Regions from separate parts of the Mus musculus genome. Here region 2 is linked to region 1. Evidence: chromatin loops called from intact Hi-C (ENCODE). Cell type or tissue: heart. All regions are shown on one strand. Each heading gives the region's core, and the rest is flanking DNA. Links, peaks and the distances in the headings are about the cores only.

What was found. Peaks named below come from ENCODE experiments on the same cell type or tissue, not always from the same donor. Only the 100,000 strongest peaks of a DNase experiment are listed, where the experiment ranks them.
Region 2: it touches region 1 in a loop (2.1-fold over the local background); 2 of 42 quality-filtered maps call a loop at or near these places.

Annotation. Positions count from the first base shown.
Region 1 is chr15:59,659,754-59,670,810 of GRCm38, reverse strand. No RefSeq gene overlaps it. Among named protein-coding and RNA genes, the nearest start is that of Trib1, 17 kb to the right of the region's middle. In heart, for the core only: a CTCF peak has its summit at 5,172; a DNase peak (open chromatin) is centred at 5,160; H3K27ac peaks cover 878 bases.
Region 2 is chr15:59,771,855-59,782,911 of GRCm38, reverse strand. No RefSeq gene overlaps it. Among named protein-coding and RNA genes, the nearest start is that of Gm19510, 18 kb to the left of the region's middle. In heart, for the core only: no CTCF peak of the experiment used is centred there; DNase peaks (open chromatin) are centred at 5,291 and 6,971.

The DNA.
Region 1 (11,057 bases), core at 1,302-9,301:
GCTGAGATTTCACCTTACTCCTGTCAGCATAGCTCTGATCAATAAACCAAGCGACAGACCAAGCTGATGAGGAGTCAGAATAAAGGGAGCACTCATCCATTGTGAGTGGGAGTGAAAAGCGTGTACAGCCACCATGGAAATCAGTGTGGCAGTTCCTAAGGAAGATGAGAATCCATGGACATCAAGATCCATCTACACCACTCTTGGCCATACAGCCAAAGGCCACATCATCCTCCCACAGACCGTCTTCCTCAACCATGCTTCTCTATTCATGATAGCCAGAAATTGAAAAGAACCTAGATGCCCCTCAACAGAAGAATGAATAAAAAAGGGCTGGTGAGATGGCTCAGTGGGTAAGAGCACCCGACTGCTCTTCCAAAGGTCGGAAGTTCAAATCCCAGCAACCACATGGTGGCTCACAACCATCCCTAACAAGATCTGACTCCCTCTTCTGGAGTGTCTGAGGACAGCTACAGTGTACTTACATATAATAAATAAATAAATAAATAAATAAATAAATAAATAAATAAATCTAAAAAAAAAAAAAAGAATGAATAAAAAAAATTATACATTTACACAATGGAATATTACTCAGTCACTAAAAAAAATAATAATAATGAAATTTGCAAGTAAGTAGATAGAATCCAGAAAAACAAATATGGTATATATCCACTTATATGTGGATATGAGTTGTTAAGTCAATGATAACCAAGCTACATTCCTTAGAACCACAGAGGACAGATATGGTGTTCTATTATAATAAGTTCTGTGCCTTTAGTATGAGAAGATGCACTACCGAAAGAGAAATGCAAGCACCAACCTAGCCACAAACCCTTTCATCTGCAATAGTGTTCTGCCTGCAAGATCTGCTAAAGCAATGGTGACACAGAGCTTGTGGGAGTGGCCAACCAATGTCTGATCTGACTTGGGGCCCACTCCAGGAGACGGAACCCATACCCACAAAGAACCTGAGACTAGCTAGCCCAGGAACCTAGGCTAAAGTCAAATACTACTAGTGTTCCAAAAGGAGAAAGATACAGCAATAAAATGACTCCTAAAGACATGCTGCTTTACTCATACGCATTCCTTGCTCAGTCACCATCAGGGAAGCTTCCTCCTCCAGTCGATAGGAAAAACTACAGAGACCCACAGCCAGACATTGTGCAAAGGGTAAGAGACCTTGAAACACTCACCCTAAATAGGATGTCTCCACCAAATCTCTTTCCTCAGGAATCAGGGAACCTTGCAGAAGAAGAGGCAGAAAGAGTGTAAGAGCTAAAGGGGATGGAGGATACCAAGAGAACAAGGCTAAGACAATGTGGTCAGCATGGATATGAGATCGCAGAGACTGAGGCAGCATGCACAGGGGCTGCAGGGCAGCGTGGGTCTGCATCAAGTCCTTTGCATATATATTATGGCTTCTAGTTTAGTGGTCGGTTTTTGTTGTTGTTGGGTTTTGGTTTGGTTTGGTTTGGTTTGGTTTGGTTTGGTTTGGTTTGGTTTGGTTTGGTTTTTTGAGACAGGGTTTTTCTGTATAGCCCTGGCTGTCCTGGAACTCACTCTGTAGACCAGGCTGGCCTCGAACTCAGAAATCCACCTGCCTCTCCCTCCCAAGTGCTGGGATTAAAGGTGTGCACCACCACTGCCAGGCTCAGTTTAGTGTTTTTTCTGGCATTCCTGAGTATGCAGACAAATGGGTCTGTGTCTCTTGTGCCTTCTCTTGTACCCTTTTCCTTCTGTTTGTTTTTGGTCCAATCACTCTGTGTTAGTTTTTATTTTATCTTATTACATTTTATTTTAGTATTACCCATTACAAGCCTGCTTTTTTTTCCCTACTGAGAAGCAGAAAGGAGGTAGATTTGGAGGGGAGGTGGGGAGGAAATGGGAAGAGAAGGGGAAATTTAAATCAGGATATGTTATGTGAGAAAAACATCGATTTTCAACAAAAAGGAAAAAATCATGACCAAGAAGGGACTTGGAGATTATTTGACGTTCCTCTTCCAGGTAAAGTCCATCCCTCACATTAATTGTCAGTCAAGAAGACATGCCACAAGACAATCTGGTAGAGACATTTTCTCAATCGAGGTTCCCTCTTGCAAATGACTGTAGCTTGTGTCAAATTGACATAGAAGTAGCCAGTGCAATGCACTCTCTTGAGAAGAAAATCATACTGCTGGAGTTAGATCATAGATGTCAGAAATAATCCCTGAGCTTGCTCCACATCATGGATAAAAATAACTCAGAATGCATACAGGACCAACCGAAAACTACAGGATCCTTTGAATGCCTGTCTTTAATCCCAGCGCATATAAGGATCTAGGCCAGCCTTGCCCAGTCACATAGAGAGTTACAAGCCAGTGTGGGCTATGATTACCCTGCCTCAGACACATGCCCCCCCCACACACACACACATGCACACACACACACACACACACGCGCACTCAAGCACACACACTAAATAAATAAATAGAACAAATTGTTTAAAACTTTAAAAATTTAGAAGGAAATAAGCATAAAATTTTATAAATAGGTTAAGTAAGAAACCTCTTAAAGCAGAAAATAAGAGGGAACCGAACATTTTGAATATTACATAAAAATATAAGGCTTCACCTCTTCAAGAGACGCCCTTTAATGTTGGCATTATTATGTGCCACTATGGCACATAACTGTCACCCTGGCACTCAAGTACCCAGAAGACTGAGGCAAGAGAATAGAAATTTCTAAGCCAAGCTGGGCTACTACAGCCAGACCTGTTTCAAAGAGCAAGAGTGAGAGAAAGAACACCATCTTTAAAAGGTATGACAAAATAACCACGGAGTGGGAGGAGCCAATGCAAAATTGATTTTATATGGGGGTGGGGAGACCCTACCTTACACCTAGACTATTAAAAGAACTGCACAACTCAAGAAGAACAACGCAAGCATCTCAATTATTAAAACAGGCATAATGCTTTTTATCAGAGAAAGATGCACGTGGCAGATGGACCGTGGAAAGGGGGGATGCTAAGCCTCATTAGTCACCAGGGAAGAGGAGAGGAGACTACAGTGAGCTGCCGCTGCTGACCTACTGTCCCTAAATACCAGCAAGTCAGCTTTGGGGAGCTTGGTCCATCTCTCCAGCTTGTTCCCACTGACACCCAAATTGCTTCTGCATAAAAGAGTGTAGCGTTTGAACATGCATACCTGTGTGCCACTTGCTGATACTTTGATCCTGTCTAGATTGCTTACAGAACCTAACGCTGGATAGATGTCTAGATCTAGGTGAGCAGCTGTCCTCTTCATGGAATGGTGGCAAGGGGGAGTCATACGACCCATGTGTGCTGCACCGGATGCTTTTTGAAGTACGTTAGGCCCGCGAATGAAAAGAATGTATGGTGATCTGATGGCCATTGGTGTTGTCAAGCACGCAGCTGTTCTGAGCTCTCCCATCTTACTGTTGGGAGTGTTCAGCTGACAAGCCCGTCACTTCTTGTCAAGTAAAAATATGAAGCAGGAGCCCAGGAGACACGAAGAGGCACAAAAGCACAAGTGGTTTTTGGAGGAGCTTTGTAACAGTCCCCATTTGGGAACGTCCAGATGTCTGTGTGACGGTGAAGCGATGAACAGTAAGTAGATAACCCGTAGAAGAGAATCAGTCCTTCTCAGGGGGAGGTTGCAGCGGGTGGACTCTGGATTCTAGAGCAGCCTGAACTCCATAAAGAGTCGTCTGGGAGAAGGGGAGGAGGAAGAAAGCAGGAGTGTGGTGGGGCTTGCTGGCTGAATCTGTCAAATCACATCCATCCGCACCCTGGAAAGGAGTCCGCTTTATAGAAAAGAGACCTCACTAAACATAGCTTTTTAAATCATGCAAAACAGCGTTTGGGATACAGCTCTGATGTCGAGCGTGCCTGAGGCCCTGGGTTCCATCCCCCAGTATGGCTTAAGTTAGACATGGTGACACAAACCTTCAGTTCCAGCCCTGAGGGGGTGGAGGCAAGGAGATTAGACGTTCAAGGGTATTCTCTTCACTTCTCCTAGCTTTCGATGGTATAGAAATCAGAACGGCTGGCTGTAGGCGTAGCTCAGTGGTACAGAAATCAAATAGGCTGGCTAGCGGTACAGCATGCATTCCATGCACCATGGCTGATTAGCTTGTTTCCTTACACAACACGAGACCACCTTCCTGAGGATGGCAATGGCCACAGAGGACCCTCCCACACCAATCATCAATCAAGAAAATGTTCCAGAGACGGGCCCACAGGCCAACCAGATGGGAGCAATTCCATAATCCAGGCTCCCACTTCCCAGGAAACTCTGATTTGTGTCAAGATGATGGAAACAAATCTTAGTACAGTGGCGCATAGCTGTGACCCCAGAACCCTGAGAGGCTGAGAAAAGATTGTGAGTTTGAGGTCAGCCTGGTCTACCAAGTAAGACAATATCTAAAGAAGGTAGCAGGGAGAAGTACAATTTGAGAGAATCATACCTGTAGGGTCTTCTAAACCAATCATTATGCAAATATTCATGTGTATTTGGTGAGTCCTAAATACTATTCCAGCCACTGGGAGTTGGGATTATAAAAGTACAAGTTGCTGAGGTAGATCTGATATAGGGAATGGCTTGTTCCAGGTGTTCTTTTAAAGTCCTCTCACTATCCTACTAACACAATTGTTAGCAAAAGCCACGTCTTTCCAGATATGGAGACTGAGGCATAGGGAGATTTTTTTCCCTGTCAGGCTGACTAGGAGAGTCAGACCTGGAATTTTAGCCCAGAAATTCCAGCTCCAGGCACTTTCTCTTCAGACACCCTGGCAGGTTCTAACCTCTGCTGTGTGTGCCCTGAGGTACCTGGGAACCCGACTCAGAATGCCACCTTTCTCAGGTCAATTGGATGTCCTCCAACTCTCAGGCCTAGTGAGGTTAAGGCTCCCAGACTGGACTCCCAGTGAAATAAGATCCCGCATGGCTTGGAGCTGACGCAAGCCGGCTGCCTCTACCTGCAGAGCTGCTGAAAAGCTTGCCTCTGGGGTGTGGAGGAATGTTCTGCCTGGCCCAAGAGCTGGATTTTACTATGGCCACCCCTCCAAGGCTCTGCCCACAAATAGCCTGTCCAATAACTCTGCTAGTTTCTGGCTTGACGGGATGAAAAGGATATGTCTGCCTCTGGGACGTCAGCACCACTTCAGGAAGCAGTGTGGGGACGAAGCCAAGGGCATGCTGAGCCAGCAGGGACTGCTCAAACTGTTCCAGCAGAAGGCTGGGGAAGGAGCCTGGAGGTCATGTGTGCCCGGGCCTCCCACTGTGCAAATAGGAAAGCCAGGTCCAGACAAGGGAGGTGGCTTGCTTCCTCCTCAGGCTCCTGCGGCTGCCTTGTGGAACACAGGAAGATGCCAGTCTTGGAAAACTACACCCCTGCCCCAGCCTACCTATGTAACTTAGCATCCAAATCCTTTTCTTTTTTCTGTTGTTCCCAGAGAGTGGCCTTGAACTCCACTCTCATCTCCAAGTCACAGAAATCCTCCTGCTTTAGCCTCATGGATACTGGGATTACAAACACGCACCATCGCATATGGATAGCATGCAGGTCTTCGATCCCATCTGTAGGATGAAGATGATGACCGCCCTGGAGAAGGCCATCAACCCTGCTCAGGTGGCTGTGGTTACAGCAGTCCCTCCTTGTGTGCTACCTCACCTGCTCTGTCACAAATAGTCTGAGTTTCAAGAATTAACTTCTCTCCATTGAGGCACAGCCTGTGTTTCACACTTTGACTCTTCCCTGGGTGCTGGAGGTTCTCAGGCTAGCAGCAGCAGCAGCCTCACCCAGGAGCTAGCTGAAAATGCAGAGGCTCAAGACTCACCCAGCCCTGATGAACAGGCTCTGCCTCCCGACAAGGGCCCCACCCCACCCCCAAATGTCCTTCCTTCCCATCACTTTTTCCTTCCTTCCTTCCTTCCTTCCTTCCTTCCTTCCTTCCTTCCTTCCTCCCTCCCTCCCTCCCTCCTGGCCTTTTATTTTTAATTTTACTTCTTTACTTAAAAAACAAAAAAGGGTCCTAGCCATGTACCCCAAGCCACTCTCAAACTCTGGGGTTTAAGCAAGGCCTAGTGGTACACACGTGATCCCAGCACTTAAGAGGCTAATGCAGCAGGATTGTCCCAAGTTCATGGACAGCTACAGCTACATGTCAAGAACAGATCTCAAAAAAGAAGGATCTGGGGCTATCTCTGATGATAGAATGCTTACCCAGCACACACGAAGCCCTGCCACCTGGCTTGCCCCTGCCACCACCTAAACCTGTTGTGTCAACACTGGGAACCAGTAGGGTTATTTTGTTATTTGGGATTTTGAGTTCAACCTGGGCTAGAGACCCTGCCAAAAAAAGAAAAAAAAAAAAAAAAAGAAAAAAAAAAGAAAAAGAAAAAGAAAAGAAAAGAAAAAAGAAAAAAGTCAGGAACACCTGGATTCAAAGCTCAAGAGATCCCCCTGCCTCAGCATCCCGAGCATGGACTTGACATGGACACATTATCACTGGGTAGTTTTGGTAGACTGAACACTGGGCTTTAGTGATCTGCTACTGATAAGCAACACGGATTGAACCACACGTTTTTAACCATTTGGAAAATACTTTATGAATTCGTATTACCCATCTCAAGGATAAGGAGGCTAAACTTGAGGTGGGTGGTGGCACACCCCACATTGTGAGCCTCTGTGAGTCCAGGCCTCTCTGCCTCAGTAGAACCTGAGGTTATGATGAGTCTGAACCCCACTTTCCTGGTCTGCTTGTGAGTCAGACACAAGCTGAGAGCTGGGGACCCCAGTCTCCATCTTCTGCCAGAGGCGGGGTGTGTTCTGAGACCAGGAAGGTGCTAATGACTACATGTGGTTAGACAAGCCTGAGATACTACATGGCTGACCTGTGGGTCATGGCGACCAATGGGCTCTGCTCCCCACCACAGCCATCCTTTCAAGCTAATGAAGAGCACCAGCACTTCAGATCTGGCAAAGCTTCGAGCTCAGAAAGAAAGAAAGAGGGAGTGTGACAGTGGCCTTCCTCATCACCACACACCCATATTATAGTGAGGAAAAGGCGGTCCAGAGAAGTATTGCAACCTGTTAAAGTCCACAAAACAAATAAGCATGTATCTGGGGTTCAAGTCCAAGTCTGCTTGTCTTCTAGCCTTGCTTGGGATTGTCTGGATTTTGAGCCTGCCATTCAGAGACTTGGACTGCAAAAATCCATCCTATAGCCTCCCAGGCATTGCCCTGCCAGAGAGGCAGTCAAACTTGTGGCACAGATACTTTGCATGACTTCTCCAAGTCCTGGGGTAGCTAGAGACAGATCCAGGAAACTCACACTCTTTCCCTAACCCAAAAGACCAAATACATTCTTCATTTCCAGTGTCAGGGTGTCAAGTACCCCACCCATGCCACAGCCACTCAGAGAGGTCTGATGGTTTGAGCCAGGAGGATGCTGAGAATTCAAGACCAGACAGAACTATATAAGGAATGCTAACAGATACAGTGGTCTGAGCTACACTGTCAGACTATGAGAGAAAGAGGGGGTGGGAATGAGGGGAGAGAGAAAGAAGGATAGGGAGAGGGAAAAGAAGAAAAAGGAGGAGAGAGGGGGAAAAAGAGAGGAAGGCAGAGGGGAGGAGGAGGGAGGGAAGGAAGAAGGGGAAAGGAAGGAAGAAAGGAGGGAGAGAAAAGGAGAAAGGAGGGGGAGGAAGAAGGAGGGAAGGGAGGAAGGGAGGGAGGGAGAGAGGGAGGGAGGGAGAGGGGGAAGAGAGGGAGGGAGGAAAGAGGAGAAAATGCACGCATGCATACACACACACACACACACACACAAATTGAGCTTTGGCTGGCTTCTCTAGTTATATGTCTCCCTTCTTCAGTCCTAAAACTGGGAGTGTGCTCTGTGATGCCATCACTTCCTAGAAACACAGCAAGCCCTCAAGCCAGAGTCACGATGAGAAAGACCTCTGAGCCCTCATACCCAGGCCAGACTCCTTCCTCTTGGTGCTAAGGCAAGTCTGCTCTTGGGTCACACCAACCTTGGCCAGCAAGCTAATGAAGCAAGAATGAGTGTGCACAGGGGGCTGGCCACCAAGCCCAGGACTGGGCCAGGGCAGGAGCTCCGTGACTAGAAAAGGACACGAGGAGTCATTGCTGTAGTCACCAATCCAATCCAAAGGTCAGACCAAAGTACTGGAGCAGAAAGGCTCTGACTGACAAAGCAAAAGGAGGTGCCACCTCATCTGTCTCTAGATCCATTCTACAAGGTCAACCCAATGGCAACCCACCAACTAGCCCCCTCAAGAGAGCCCAGAAGCGGCTTGTACTCGGCTATGACTTCTGGGCCTCAGGTCTTGGTATCCCCTGGCTGAAAACCAGAAAAGTGTAAACTAAACCTTTTTTTAAATTTTTATATTTTTTTATTTTTTATTTTCCTTCTAGACAGGATCTCACTGTATACCTCTGGTGTCCTGGAACTCAGTATGAAAAACATCAACAAAATCAGCTGCTCAAAAAAAAAAAAGATGAAAAGATGTAGTCTTGCTGGTCTAGCAAGTTAGAACCAAGCAGAAAAGGGCAGAGTTCTCAAACCTGAAAGCCTGACCTGACATCTCACCATGTGAGACTCTAGCTGAGTGGTTCTCCGCCTTCCTAATGCTGCCACCCTTTACTGCAGAGCCTAGCGTTGCTGTGAACCCATACCATAAAATCATTTTTATTGCTGCTTCATAACTGCAACGGTGTTACTGTTATGATTCATAATGTAAATCTCTGTGTTTTCCCATGGTCTTAGACAACCCCTGTGAGTCATCGACCCTCCCCCAGGGGGTCACGACCCACAGGTTGAGAACCTCTGCTCTAGCCTCTTTTCAGTCTTGGGTCTCAGCACCACATTTCCTCCATCTGGCTCCTTGAGGAGACAAACTGATACAATCTATAAGCAGCTACAAATACACAGGCAAGCAAGGATTGATTGTTTCTTCTGATGCTCCTGTTTTCTCCTCCTTCTCCTCCACCTTCTCTTCCATCACCACCTCCTCCTCTTTATTTTATTTCTCTTTTTCATGTGTTCAAAGGGTGTTCATGCATGTAAGCAAGCAAGTACATATATCCATGCACAATCATGCAGAGGAAGATGCTCTTGGCCTTATTGTCTTGAGACAGGGTCTCTTACTAAACGCAAAGCTTACCATTTTGGCTATACTGGCTTGCCATAGAGCGCCCAGGATCTGCTTGTCTCCACCCCCAGTGCTGGGGTTAGGGAAAGCACACTATGCTCGTTTGTTTGTTTGTTTGTTTGTTTGTTTGTTTGGGCTGTGGAGTCAAACCCTGCTTGTATACCAAGCACTCTAACCCACTGAGCCATCTTCCTAGTGCTTTGTATTATTTATTTGTGCCCATGTGTGTGTGTTTAAGTGCAAGCAATAAGTTGGTTCTCTCTTTTCATCGCCTTGTTTTTGTTTCTTGGGTTCACCTTTTTTTTTTTTTTTTTTTTTTTTTTTTTTTTTTTTATGTGTTCTTGCCTGAGACAGGTCTCACGATGTAGACCTTCCTGGGCTGGAACTAGCTATGTAGCCCAGACTGCTCTCAACGTGACTGCTTCCATCCCTCTAATGTTGGGATTGAGCTCCGCTTCCCAGTGCTGGATTTAGGGCATACGCCACCACATCTACCACCACCACCACCACCACCACCACCCCCCCACACACACACACCCCTTGCTTTTGACAAAGGACCTCTCTTCTGTTTCTGCCACTGTGCTATTAACTCCAGGCTAGCTCACTCATGAGCCCTCCAGAGGTTCTCCGACCCCTGCCTCCTCTTCGATTACAGTCTCCAGGTTCCAGTTCCGGTTCTGGTTCTGGGAATCACACTGGATTCTTTGGGCTTGGGAAGCTACTGCTTTTACCAGGAAGCCATTTCTTTGTGACCCTTTCTCTGCCACTTTTCTTTTTTTTTTTTTTTTTTTTTTTTTTGGTTTTTCGAGACAGGGTTTCTCTGTATAGTCTTGGCTGTCCTGGAACTCACTTTGTAGACCAGGCTGGCCTCGAACTCAGAAATCCGCCTGTCTCTGCCTCCCAAGTGCTGGGATTAAAGGTGTGCGCCACCACCGCCCGGCTCTCTGCCACTTTTCTTATGTTTGAAACAGCGTCTCATGTGTCCCAAGCTGTCCTTGAACTCCTTCCATGGCCTCAGACACGTCCTTCAACGTCAGAGTACTAGTTTGACACACAAGCATCATGATGCCCAGCTTGTACAGTACTGGGAACCAAACCCAAGGCCTCATGCTTGTTAGAGAGTTTTCCCCTTCCTCTTCCAGCAACTGTGAAGTCACTTCCACTGAGATCATTAAGGAAGGAGGTGAAGGCTCTTGTGCTGGTTCCCAGGGATCGTGCTGGGATTTGCGCCTCCCCCCTCCCCCCTTGCTTGCTTGTTTGTTTACTTTCTGGGAGGAGTGGATGATTAACTATGCACTTGCCCTCCCTTTCCCAGCCAAAGCCGTGTTGAAAAGCCAATTCCATCACCTCCAATTGCTACAGCGCCTTTCCTCATCCAGGAGGAAATTAGGCAAGGAAGCCATCGCATGGCCCGGGTCTAGTTTTGAAAGGAAGCACAAGGCTGTTCCCACAGCCTCTCTGGCAAGGGGTAGGCCCTGTTTCCAACAGAATCTCAAAACAACAGCAGAAAGGACCTAAGAAATCAAACAATGTCACTCCTGCTTAAAAGTCAATAGGAACGGCAGACTCTTCAGACACAGGAGGAGACCACAGACTAAGATGTCTACCTTCATGTTCATGGTTCTCTGACTTGGAGGCCTGTTAGGCTCTGAGCTGCTGGAGGGTCTCCATCCATCCATCTCATGACCCACCCACTCATCCATCCACCCATCACTTCATCCATCCGTGGCATTTGCCCTTTCCCTTCAGTAGGCACTGTGCTAAGTGCCAGGAAAGAGTAAGGCTTCAGTGGTCCTTGGCCACTTGGAGTTCTCCCAACAAGCCAACGCTGAGTCTCCGCCATGAAGTTGACCACAGTGTCCAGCTCAGCATAGGCATAAAGCA
Region 2 (11,057 bases), core at 1,680-9,679, 110 kb before region 1:
CACCACTACAAGTGAAGTCAAACTAAAGAATCGTCTAAGCTCCTTATAGGGGCAAAAGAGTCACAAAGGGCATCTGCAAGCTTGGTGAGAGGAGGTGCCCTGGTCACACTAGTAAACAGTGAGACAGACGCTAGCTCTACTCTGTGTCTAGACCTGGTACAGACCAGAGGCACAAACTCTGAGCTCACAGTGAGGACCAATCCAGTGTGAAAATAGAAAAATCTACAAAAATGGTAGAGAGAGAGTGGGAAGAAAGTGCTCGGTTTTCACCGGAAGCAGCTTGGGAAGTCTTCCTAGAAGAAAGCAGCTTTTTAACTGGGTCTTTGAATTTGAATGTGCCTACTAATTGCTTCAACCTGCTCACTATAGTTGCCCCTTGCTATACACCAGGCGCCACGTAAACTCTTCTGGTTAATATTACCTCATTTAATTGCTCAATATGTAGGCAGACACTGCTGCTATTTCCAGGATACAGATGAGAGCTGAACTAACATCATGACAGCCAGTAGCTGTTGGAGTGAGGCTCCAATCTCATTGGGATCCGATGCTCATCTGTCTAAAGAGAGATGAACTGGAGACAAAGAACAAGGTGCACTCTTCCCCGGTGTTCATGTGGGAGCAGGGAGTGAAGCCACAAATCAGGGAAGGAGGACAAAGCCTATATCACCACTTGACAGAGAGTCTCTCCGCCCGCAGCAAATAACAAACTGGAAGCAACTTTAGACATTTGTTGCTTTCAGAAGAGCAGCTAAAGGGAGAAACAACTGAGGTGTTTGCTCCATCGTTCCTCCAGTGCAAATATGACAAGGGGAGAAATGAGCAAAGAACCCATTTTCCCAGAAACAATAGCCACCATTTGCATAAAGAATGTGCTAGCCTCTAGGTAGCACAGGCCCATTTGAGTGTTCTAATAAGGGCTGCTGAAAACTTAAGCTACTGGCCACATGTGAATCACACATCCAGTGTTAAAACAATATTTTAAAAAGGACAGATGCCTCGTTCCTTTTAAACACATCAAATTTGTATGACTCTATAGACACTGAATATTATTTTCTCTCCTTAACAGAAAATCAGAGCAATTAGCTGTTTTTCAAAGAAGAATATGGTTAGAAAGCGACACGGCTGAAGCACAAGGGTGCAAACTGTGGTGGTCTGACTCTAACGTGATGCAGCTTGCCACTATCTCTTCTCTTGCATAAAGTAGACATTGTTGTCCACATAAGCCAAACAAAGGGATGGCGGTCCAGGAAGACTCTGTGAATCATCCCATAATTTAGGTGGAAAATCTGCATATTTTTTGCACAATAATCATCTCCTCAATCATGGGGCAACAGCACCCCTGGTCCTGCCACCCACTGGTGGTGCTCCCTACACTGGTCATCTCAACTCTCTACTGCTTTGCGGCATCACCTGGAGGACAAAGCAAGAGGTTAAGCAATGGCCTGGTCAAAACCAGGACATAACCACAGCTTTAGCATTGGCACCCTGTGGTTTCCACTACCTGGGAAGTAAACCCATCTTGCTGGTAGGCAAACCACAACCAAACCTCAGCAGCTATCCTCATGCAAATGAGGATACTCTGAGGATCCTGCTGGCATCTTTGTGGTAGTCTCTCCTCTAGTCACCAACAGCCTGTCCGGTCTCTGTGCACATATCTGGCACATATCTGTTCCTTACCTCACAAGCGGGGGGGGGGGGGGGGGGACGGGGACTCTTTTTTCTCTCCCTTTGAATCTTAAGACCTACTTGGCCCAAATAAACTTTGCAGAAACAGTGTTCTAGAATGACTGAGCTGGCTCCAGGAGGTTGGGCAGCTCTCTCCCCATCTTAGAATCCATCCCTCAAGCTGTGGAGAAGCTTGGATTTCACTATAATGATGGGAGGGTATCTGGGGAGACTGAGTCTGGAGATAACCAGACATCTTGGCTATGTCCACCCCAGGTAACCTCTAGCTGAGGACAGCTAACCAACTAGCTGTGACTACCACACACACAGAAAAAAAAACGTTTGGAAGAACACTAGATCTTGTTTGAAGCTGCTATATTTTAAGTGATTTGTTATTCAGTCTTAAAAAAGAAAAACAGTATGAAAGATTTTTTTTTCAGTATGAAAGATTTCTCGGTTGCTTACCAGTGTCAGTGTGCAGTGGATCACAGTACCTGGGTGTGCTCACACCTTCATGACTGATGGGCAATTTCTGACCTAAGGGCAAGGGGCAGTAGTGTGGCTTCATTCATTGAGTGTGAGTGCCTTTCTGTGACAGGAATATGCTGGAGCCAAGGATCTTGTAATTTAAAAGTGATCAATGCCTGTAAGAAACCATGTTTGGGAAGAAAGGTCCAATCCTAGCAGAGAGAGAAAGAGAGAAGATGGAGACTTTTTATCCACTTTGTGTAGTGAAGATTTTCATTCTAATCACACAGAAGTACAGAAGAATTAACAAGAGCTCCAGAAACTATGTGTTACTGTGGTCCAAGCAACAGCTTTTCTCTTTTTTTCCAAGAAAAGCAGCAAGGCTTCTTAACTGTTGAGCATTTGCGTGCTTACATGTACATGCCCATATGCACATGTGCAGCATATGTGCACGTGATGACAACCTTAGATGTTATTCTTCATATACTAGATACCTCTTGTCTGTTATACTCTTTAAGTTACATTTTTTTGTGCACATAGAAATACTACAGCCCAGGTATGGTGGCCAGGGAAACCCAGCAGGAGTCTTTCCCTGCTTCTACTATGTGGGTTCTAAGGGATTGGACTCAGTTCCTCATGCTGGAAAGGCTAGCACTTGGCTTTTTCAGAAAGAATATTAAATTATTCCCCCAGTTTTCTGGAATCCTGGAGTCAAAGTCGGAGATGAAAGGGCTAGCTGCTTTGTTTCTTCTAAGCCATCTGTTGATGCTTGGCTTGAGATAGTTAGTTACCCCCTCCCTTGCTGTCTCATGTGACCTTTTCTCTGTGTGCATGAACTCCCTCCCCAGTACGTGCAGGATAGCAAGCATCAGCCTCTTCACAAAGATGGAGATTCTGAGGCCCAGAAAGAGCCCAGCCTTAGTCCAACACTCATCAAAATCACTGATGTGACTTTGAACAAGATCGCAACAATTTGTCCCTCACGTTTCTTACTTACAAAATTAGCTTGCTAATAATCCCACATTATTAAATTGTTTTTGTGATTGTTTAAATAAATTAATAAATAAATAAATAAAGTGGGGTTGCAGAAATGGCTCAACAGTTAAGAACATTTGCTTTTCTTCTTGGATTCGATTCCCAGCACTCTCATGGAGGCCCACAACCATCTCTAACTCCAGTTCCAGTGGGTCTGATGCCCTCTTCTGGCCTCTGCCAATACCAGGCAGGCATGCAGTACACAGACATACATGCAGGCAAAAAACATTGACACACATTGAATAAGATTTAAGAAAAAAAAAGTTAATATTTGTAAACAATAGTAGTTCACAGTGCCTATTTTCAAGTCATTTTATCTTCTGTTGGGTGCATTTTTTAAAATGAAACAAAGTCAAAAGCTTGATGAGCTAGAGCCCACAGGACCAGTGGCCAGCTTGGAGCTGAGTCCTGGCCAAGTGCTCTTTCTTCAGCCCTCCACTCTGCCTCTCAGCAAGGTCTGTGTTTCCATTTCCAGTAAGGGAGCTAAGTCAGCTGTGAGCCCCCTCAGGGCACACTTTCCACCGAGATGTCCTTGCTCACTCCCTCAAGTATCGAACGGGAAAGGACTCACCAGGTTTTCTATAATCTCCATTAGTCCCATACCTAAACATCACAGGAACATTTTTTTATAAGGAGCCTTAAGGAAAAACGTGAAGGAAAATGTATTTGTCTTTTTCTCATTACCTGTGGTGGCTATTCTTGATTGTCAACTTGACTACATCTGGAATTAACTAAAACCTACATGGCTAGGCACACCTGTAAGTGATTTTTTAAATTTTACTTATTTGAGATTTTTTTTGGGGGGGGGGCGGTTGGTTGGTTAGTTAGGTTTGGTTTTTGGTTGGTTGGTTTGTTTGTATTGGCTTGATTTGGTTTGGTTTGGGGGTGCAGTTGAGATAGTGTTTCTCTGTATAGCCTTTTCTGTCCTGGAACTTAGTCTGTAGAACAGGCTGGCCTCAAACTCAGAGATCTGCCTGCCTCTGCCCCCCAAGGGCTGGATTCAAAGGTGTACACCACCACTGCCAGGCTAGTTTTGTTTGTTTGTTTGTTTGTTTGTTTGTTTGTTTGATTGATTGATTGATTGATTGATTTTTAACAAGTAATTAGAAGTAGGGAAAACCTACTTCTAATCCAGATCTTTGAGGTAGAAAGATTTGCTTTTAATCCAGATCTTTTGAGGTGGGAAGATCCATCTTTAATCTGGGCCACACCTTCTGTTGGCAGGCTATAAAAAAGCCATGGGAAGGAGGAAGCTTGCTTTGCCTTCTTGCTCTCGCTCTCCTTTGTAAGTCCATCCCTTCACTGGCCTTGGAGACTACTTCTTTGGGATTCCATGTATACTGAAGTTGCCTAGTGAACTAAATAATTATTGGATTCTTGGACCATTGCTGGACTAGCCAGACCATAACCTGTACGCTATTTTAGTAAATCCCCTTCATACATATGTGTGTAGATATGTGTACTCATATTCATAAATATATTCATATTTGCATATATATTCACACATGTTATATAGTCTATAAGTTCTGTTCCTCTAGAGAACCCTGACCAATTCATTACCCCTCTGCATCTCCTTGGATCACATGTAGGGTGAGGACTTCAGAAACGACTCAAAAAGCATGTTTACTGCCCAAGTGTATTAAATAAGAATCAAAGGGTTAAATCTAGCCAGACACTACCTGGGATGGTGAATTCTTCACAGATAGTCTACTTCCTATGCTCTGGCCAGCCTAGTCCCATTTCAGAAATGCTCATCGGGTAACACTTTGTCCCTCCAAGGAACATCTGTCCAGGCTCTGCAGCTGGCATGGTCCCTCCATCACAGTGGAGAGCCAGGGTGATGGGAAGATCGCAGTTCTCATTTGCAGCCTGGCTTCTGTCCACATCCCAACAATGACACAACTAGCTCCTCCGAGGAGCACTTTCCAATCTCCACCGAGATCTGTTGGATGGGCAGCCCAGTTTCCATCCCAGCCAAGCACAGGCAGCTGTGGGTGGGGGCGTGGACACCGCTCTCATCCACCCGGGGATCTGGGAAGACGGCGCTCAGCTCCTCACCCGCCAGAAACCCAGCCAAGCATAACAGGGCTGCTGCTGAGGCCTTGAGGAACCAAATGGAAAAGAGCCCAAGTTGGGGCTATGAACGCCAAGGTCATCAGAGAAGCATGCTCATCTACCCCTGCTGATGGAATGGTCCCAAAGGGAAAGATTTAACTTGTTTTAGGAACTAGTCAGAGCCTGGATTGGGCGCACTGCCAGCGCATTACGAGAACAATCTCTGGGAAATGGAGAATGGGGTTCTTTGCCAAGCAGACTGAATCTCTGGAGCTTGACATCCAGTGGCCCCTGATACTCAGCCAGCCCCTCATTCCTTGGGACCTCCCTCATCAGTGCAGCACCAGACAAGCTGGGTGTTGATTCTTATTCGCCATATATGCAGAGTTCCTATAGTGCAGAAGTTACAGAAAGGGCTTAAGGAGCCGCCTCTGCCCTCCAGGCCTTTGTCTGGAGCCCACGGATAATTACAATACAATACCTTAGATGCTGCAATGTTACAGCTCATCCCCAGAACCCAGAAAGAGGAGCCCTAGCCCTGTCTGAACAACCAGGAAGAGACACGGGTCTGGCCTGGAGGAGTGACCCTGATCAGATAACACTGATGAAATGTCTTCTAGGTCCTGAGTGAAGACCAAGACTGGGCAGGGACAAAGTGAAGGTGTGAAGGTTTCAGTGGGTTCTTCCAATTGCCCCTGCCCCTGCCCCTTCCCCTAAGGGAGAGTCTCCCCTGAGGAGATAGATCATTTACTACTTAGTTTAGCATCCTGTCTTTGTGAGCCGACCCAGATACATTTCCAGAGGCCTTGGGAATCTCCAAGAACCCCAACAGTACATGCCAGCTTAACTCCAAGAAGGGGAACCAATGTCCCCTGGCTCACACCCTGAGCAGTCAGTCACACCTGTGAAAGAAAATGAAAGACACGCCACCTAGGTTCTAAAGTGATCACGTGTGAAATTCCAAATAAAACCAAGGATAGAATTAGGAATGAAGATAGCCCTTGCCTCCTCAAAGGTGCCGGTGGCAAATTCACAGACCCATCTCTATGCCAACAGCTGTTCCCACAGAAACGCTGCCAGCCCCCGAGGCTCCCACTTCCTGTGACTTCTTCACAGGGCCTTTCATGATCCTGGGGTCAAGAGTGAGCTCAAATAAGCCTTCATGAAGATAACTTGGACTTTTTCAAAGAGCTGTCTCACTTTGCCATTGAAGAAGGGTCTCCTGGTTGGGCTGAGGAGGCTGCCTCACCTACAGGGCTCACCTACAGACCAGGAGGCTGTCACATGGCACTGTCCTAGAAGTCATGAGAGGAGGAGGAGGAGGAGGAAAAGATGGACAGGGGACAGGCAAATGGGAGAGGGAAGAAAAATTGGAGGACAGTAGAGAAAAATGGAAGGAGAAAAGGAAGAAGGAAGGAAGGGAAGGGGAAAGTAGAAAACTTATATTTCTTTGAGTAGACACAAAATACCATGAGACATTTTGTTGACCCTATTTTAAAAAAAAAAAAAACTGGGACTATGAGAAATAAAGGAAATCACTGAAGGTCAAAACCCTAGTAAACAGAGATTTGATCCAAACTCCAAGGACTCTGAATCTTGTGCTTTTTCTAGACAGCCCAGATAAAAATAACTTCCCTGTATTGAGCATGTGCCCCATGCCAAGTCCCGAAAAGGCACTTTACAAATGCAGTTTCTCCAAGCACAGCAGGCCCTGCTCAGCTGCCTCTGCAGTGCAGGAGGAATAGACAGGGCCACCCCAGGGACTTGGCACCCTGATGGCAAAAGTTTTAAAATGATGGAATAGACACATCTAGTAATCATGGTGACTAGCACGTACGTGCTGCTCTGGTAGAGACCTACTTCCCAGTAGCTAGCTACATCTCTGAACAAACACTGTGGGTGAGGCTTGGCCCAAGCTCCCCTACCTTCTGCTGTCTGCCCATCAAGGGGTCACCAACCTACCCAGGGCCTTGCAGAAGGTGACCACACAAATATGGTATGGGATTCAAATGCAAGCCATGAATCTAGAGATTCCTTTTCTTTATGAAGCTAAAACTCTGCCAACCAAAAGATTGTCCTATGCCTGGAGACCCTACACCTGGAGACCCTACCTACCTCACTTTTCTGAGGTTAGGAATACCATTACTTTGGATGTCTCAATGCTTTTAACAGATTTTGGAGCCAATGAACAGAACCAAGCCCATGGCAGGCATGACCATTGTGTGGGTTGTTTGGTGGATTTGACTGTGTCTGTCATTTTGAAATCAGCAGTTCGATGATTTTTAACCACATTCATTTGTTGTTCAGCCCTCAACCCCATTCCTCTCCAGAACTTTGTCACTCCAAACTGAAGCTCTGTAGCCATTAAACAATAACTCTATGGCCTTCTCCTTACCCACATCAACCACTGCTTTGTTTGCATAGCCTGGATTACCCTAAATTTCCTACAAGATGAATTAGCAGCACTTACCCTTTGAGAGCTGCCTTGTTTTACTTAGCACAATGCCCTCATGGCTCATCCACGTTGTACTTGTATCTAAATTTTCTTCCTTTTAAAGGCTGAGTTCTGTTCCAGTACATAGATCTACCAACTCTTGTTCATCTGTTCATCCTTTGATGGTGCTTGATATAATTTTTAAAATTTATTTTGGCCTTACACGTGTCTGTGTTTTCCCTACATGTTCGTATGTGCACTATATGTATGCTTGGTGCACACAGAGATCACAAAGGGATGTCAGATCCCATGGAACTGGAGGTATGGATAGTGGTGAACAACTATGTAGGTACTGGGACCCCAACCTAGGCTGCTGCAAGAGCAACAAGGTTCTTAGCTACTGAGCCATCTCCATAGCCTCATACTTGGTTTAATATTAAAGATCACTGTAATCCAAAAGCCTAGGAATTCTTTATCCAGCCTATGTGCATGTGTAAGGGATGCTGTGTTCACTACTCTCTTTATTCTGAAGCACCTTATGGCAGAGACAATAACCCTGTATCTGTTATTATTATTATTATTATTATTATTATTATTATTATTATTATTATCATTTTGAGACAAGGTCCCTCTATGTATTTCTTCCCATCCTGGAACTTGATATGTAAACCAGACTGACCTCAAACTCACAAAGATCTACCTGCCATTGCCTTCCACATGGTGGGATTTAAAGGCATATACCACCAAGCTCAGCCCTTAACCCCTATCTTCATCTAACTTGCTGAAGGAACATCTCATTGGATACCATAAGAAACATTCAGTCACTAACTTTAGAAACACAAGAATACCCCCAACTGTGGGATTCAGAGTAACCCATGAACCCCCAGGGCAATGGGCTAGCCAGGAACTCAGCAAGAGTAAGTGCCTTGCCTAGCATAGGACCTGGTGGGCAGACAGAGAATGCTAGCCTCTCCCCAAGGAAGCATTGGGTCATCGGCCTGGCCTTTCACACCACCAAACTGTGGGGTTAGGCAAGGGCTAGCAGTGTGAGGGGTCAAACCACAGCAACTTCTCCTCCTTCAGAAGTGACCCAGTGGGGAAAATGTCAGGCACACTCCTTACATGTCACCAGTCAGTTACCCATACATTGATTTGCCACCACTTTTCCACGTCTTGGGGTTCATCTCAAGGTGGTGGAGATGTGACTCCTGTCCTGGAGGAGTGAAGCCTCATGGGAACTCAGCAACTTCCATGTCTGAGAAGAACCTTGGTTTCCCAGCCTCACGCTTTTCTTCTGAAATCAATTTGTTGAGGCTAAGACTTCCCGCCTGGCTTTCCCACAGTCTCCTTTCTCAGAGAAGGTGGAGATACTTACTATCTATGTGATCAGTGAGTTCAGGAGCAAACCAGACAAGCCCTTCTGCAGCCTCTCTTTAGGAATCGCCTTGGGCTGTGTCTGTAGGATTGTGTTTGTGAGGAAGAACTCTGGACTTGCCTAATGGTGCCATTGCTGGGGTGGACAAGCCTGTTTTACTCCAGGGAGCAGCCTTTAAGGAACTCACTGTGTGATCACGAACTTCTGGCACATTCTTCAACCCACCTCCATGTTATAAATCCCCATTGCTCTGTTTGTTCCTAGCTGAAGAGAAAGAATGTCCATTACCTTGAGCCCCTTAAAATAACCATTGCTTACAGTCACTACAAATCCCCCTAAATCCCAGCATTGTAACTCTGTAAAAGCTTTACATTTCTATTCACAAAATCCAGGGATGGTGTTCTTGCCGGCGAGGTCCTATGGTTAAGGGCTTCAACTGTCTGGCTTCCCAGTCATGCCAAAGACGGACATCCCTATCATGGTGAATGCCTTATAAACCTACTGCAGGGTGCTTTTCAGAGCAGACCAGGAAGTGTTACAGATCACTTCCACCCACTCTGCACTCGGAAGAGTCCACAATACCCACCAGGTACTGCAGAAGAGGCTAAAGACTGTGGTTTACTCCTGTGCCCCAGAGACAAGAAGAGAGCTAAACACCACTGATGAACTTGAGTGCGTACTACTAGAGCCTATCAGGGTCTGATGCTTTCAATATGAAGGTAAAGATTTAAAGATCCAAAGTACAGGACTAGGTTACTCAAAATGCACAGTCATTTAGCAACAGAGTTGGGAGGAGAATCAGGAGTCACAGGAACTAAACAACAGAGGAAGGAAAGGATGGGGGTGAAGCTGGAGAGGTGAGAAGGCCTTAGGGGCAAGCAACCACCCTGTCTCCAGAGGGGGGAAAAAGACAAACAAGAGCTGACCGGATGGAGATGTCAGTAACCAAATCTCCCATCAGACCCTTGGATGAGAGCAGCAGTTCCCACACTGTCACCCTCCAGGGCCCTTTCATAATTTTCCCCTTTGGACCTCATGTTTTGAAAGATTGTGTGTAACAAACAAACTGTACTCATTGGGTAATAACAAATACATTTCCCCACTTACTCATCAAGGGTGTGTGTGTGTGTGTGTGTGTCTGTGTGTGTGTGTGTGTGTGTGTTAGCCACAACTGGATGTGCTCACTTTGATTTCTTAACCATATTCCAGCAATGTCTGTGATGTCACCAAGAGCCAATCAAATCTTCTGACCCACGCAAAACACATTGCTTCCATGATTTAGTTCCAGCAAAACAAAGAAACTAAGAGATTGGCTAGTCTAAATTGTCCCAACATGGGATGAAATGACAATTTAAAAGAGTCCAAAAAAATACTCCTAGGCCCACAGCCTTATACAGGACCCTAGAGAATACAAGAGTCCTAACTCCAAGATCCCCTTTAAAGTTCCTGCACACTGCACGCTTCCTGTGGGGCCACCAGCATATAATATTTGCTATCCCAGTCTTTCAACCCCCACCCCACTGGTACATTCTGAATGTGAAATGTCACCCACAGACTTATGTTTTGAACACAGCCTCCAACAGGTGGCACTATTTTGAGAAGTTATGGAATCTTTGAGACATGGTTCCTTGGTGATGAATGGCGACTTCTGGGGTGAACCTTGTAGGTTTATAGCCCAGCCCCATTTCCAGTTCTGCTTGCTGGTCCCTGATTCTCCAAAATATGAACAAGCCATGCCACAAGCAGCCACCACCAGACTGAGCTGCTCCAAGCTCCATGCTACAAAGCACTGTGAGCCAAGAAACAACTTCCCTCTCTTAAACACATACCATCAGATATTTTGTCACAGTGAGAAAAAAAAGTAATATACCAACAGATAATGCCAAGTTGTGTGTTTGATTGGTTGGTTGGTTGGTTGGTTGGGTTGGGTTGTTTGGTTGATTGATTGGGTGGGTGGGTTGTTTGATTTGACTTGTTGGTTGGGTTGCTTGGTTGGTTGGTTGGGTTGGGTTGCTTGGTTGGTTG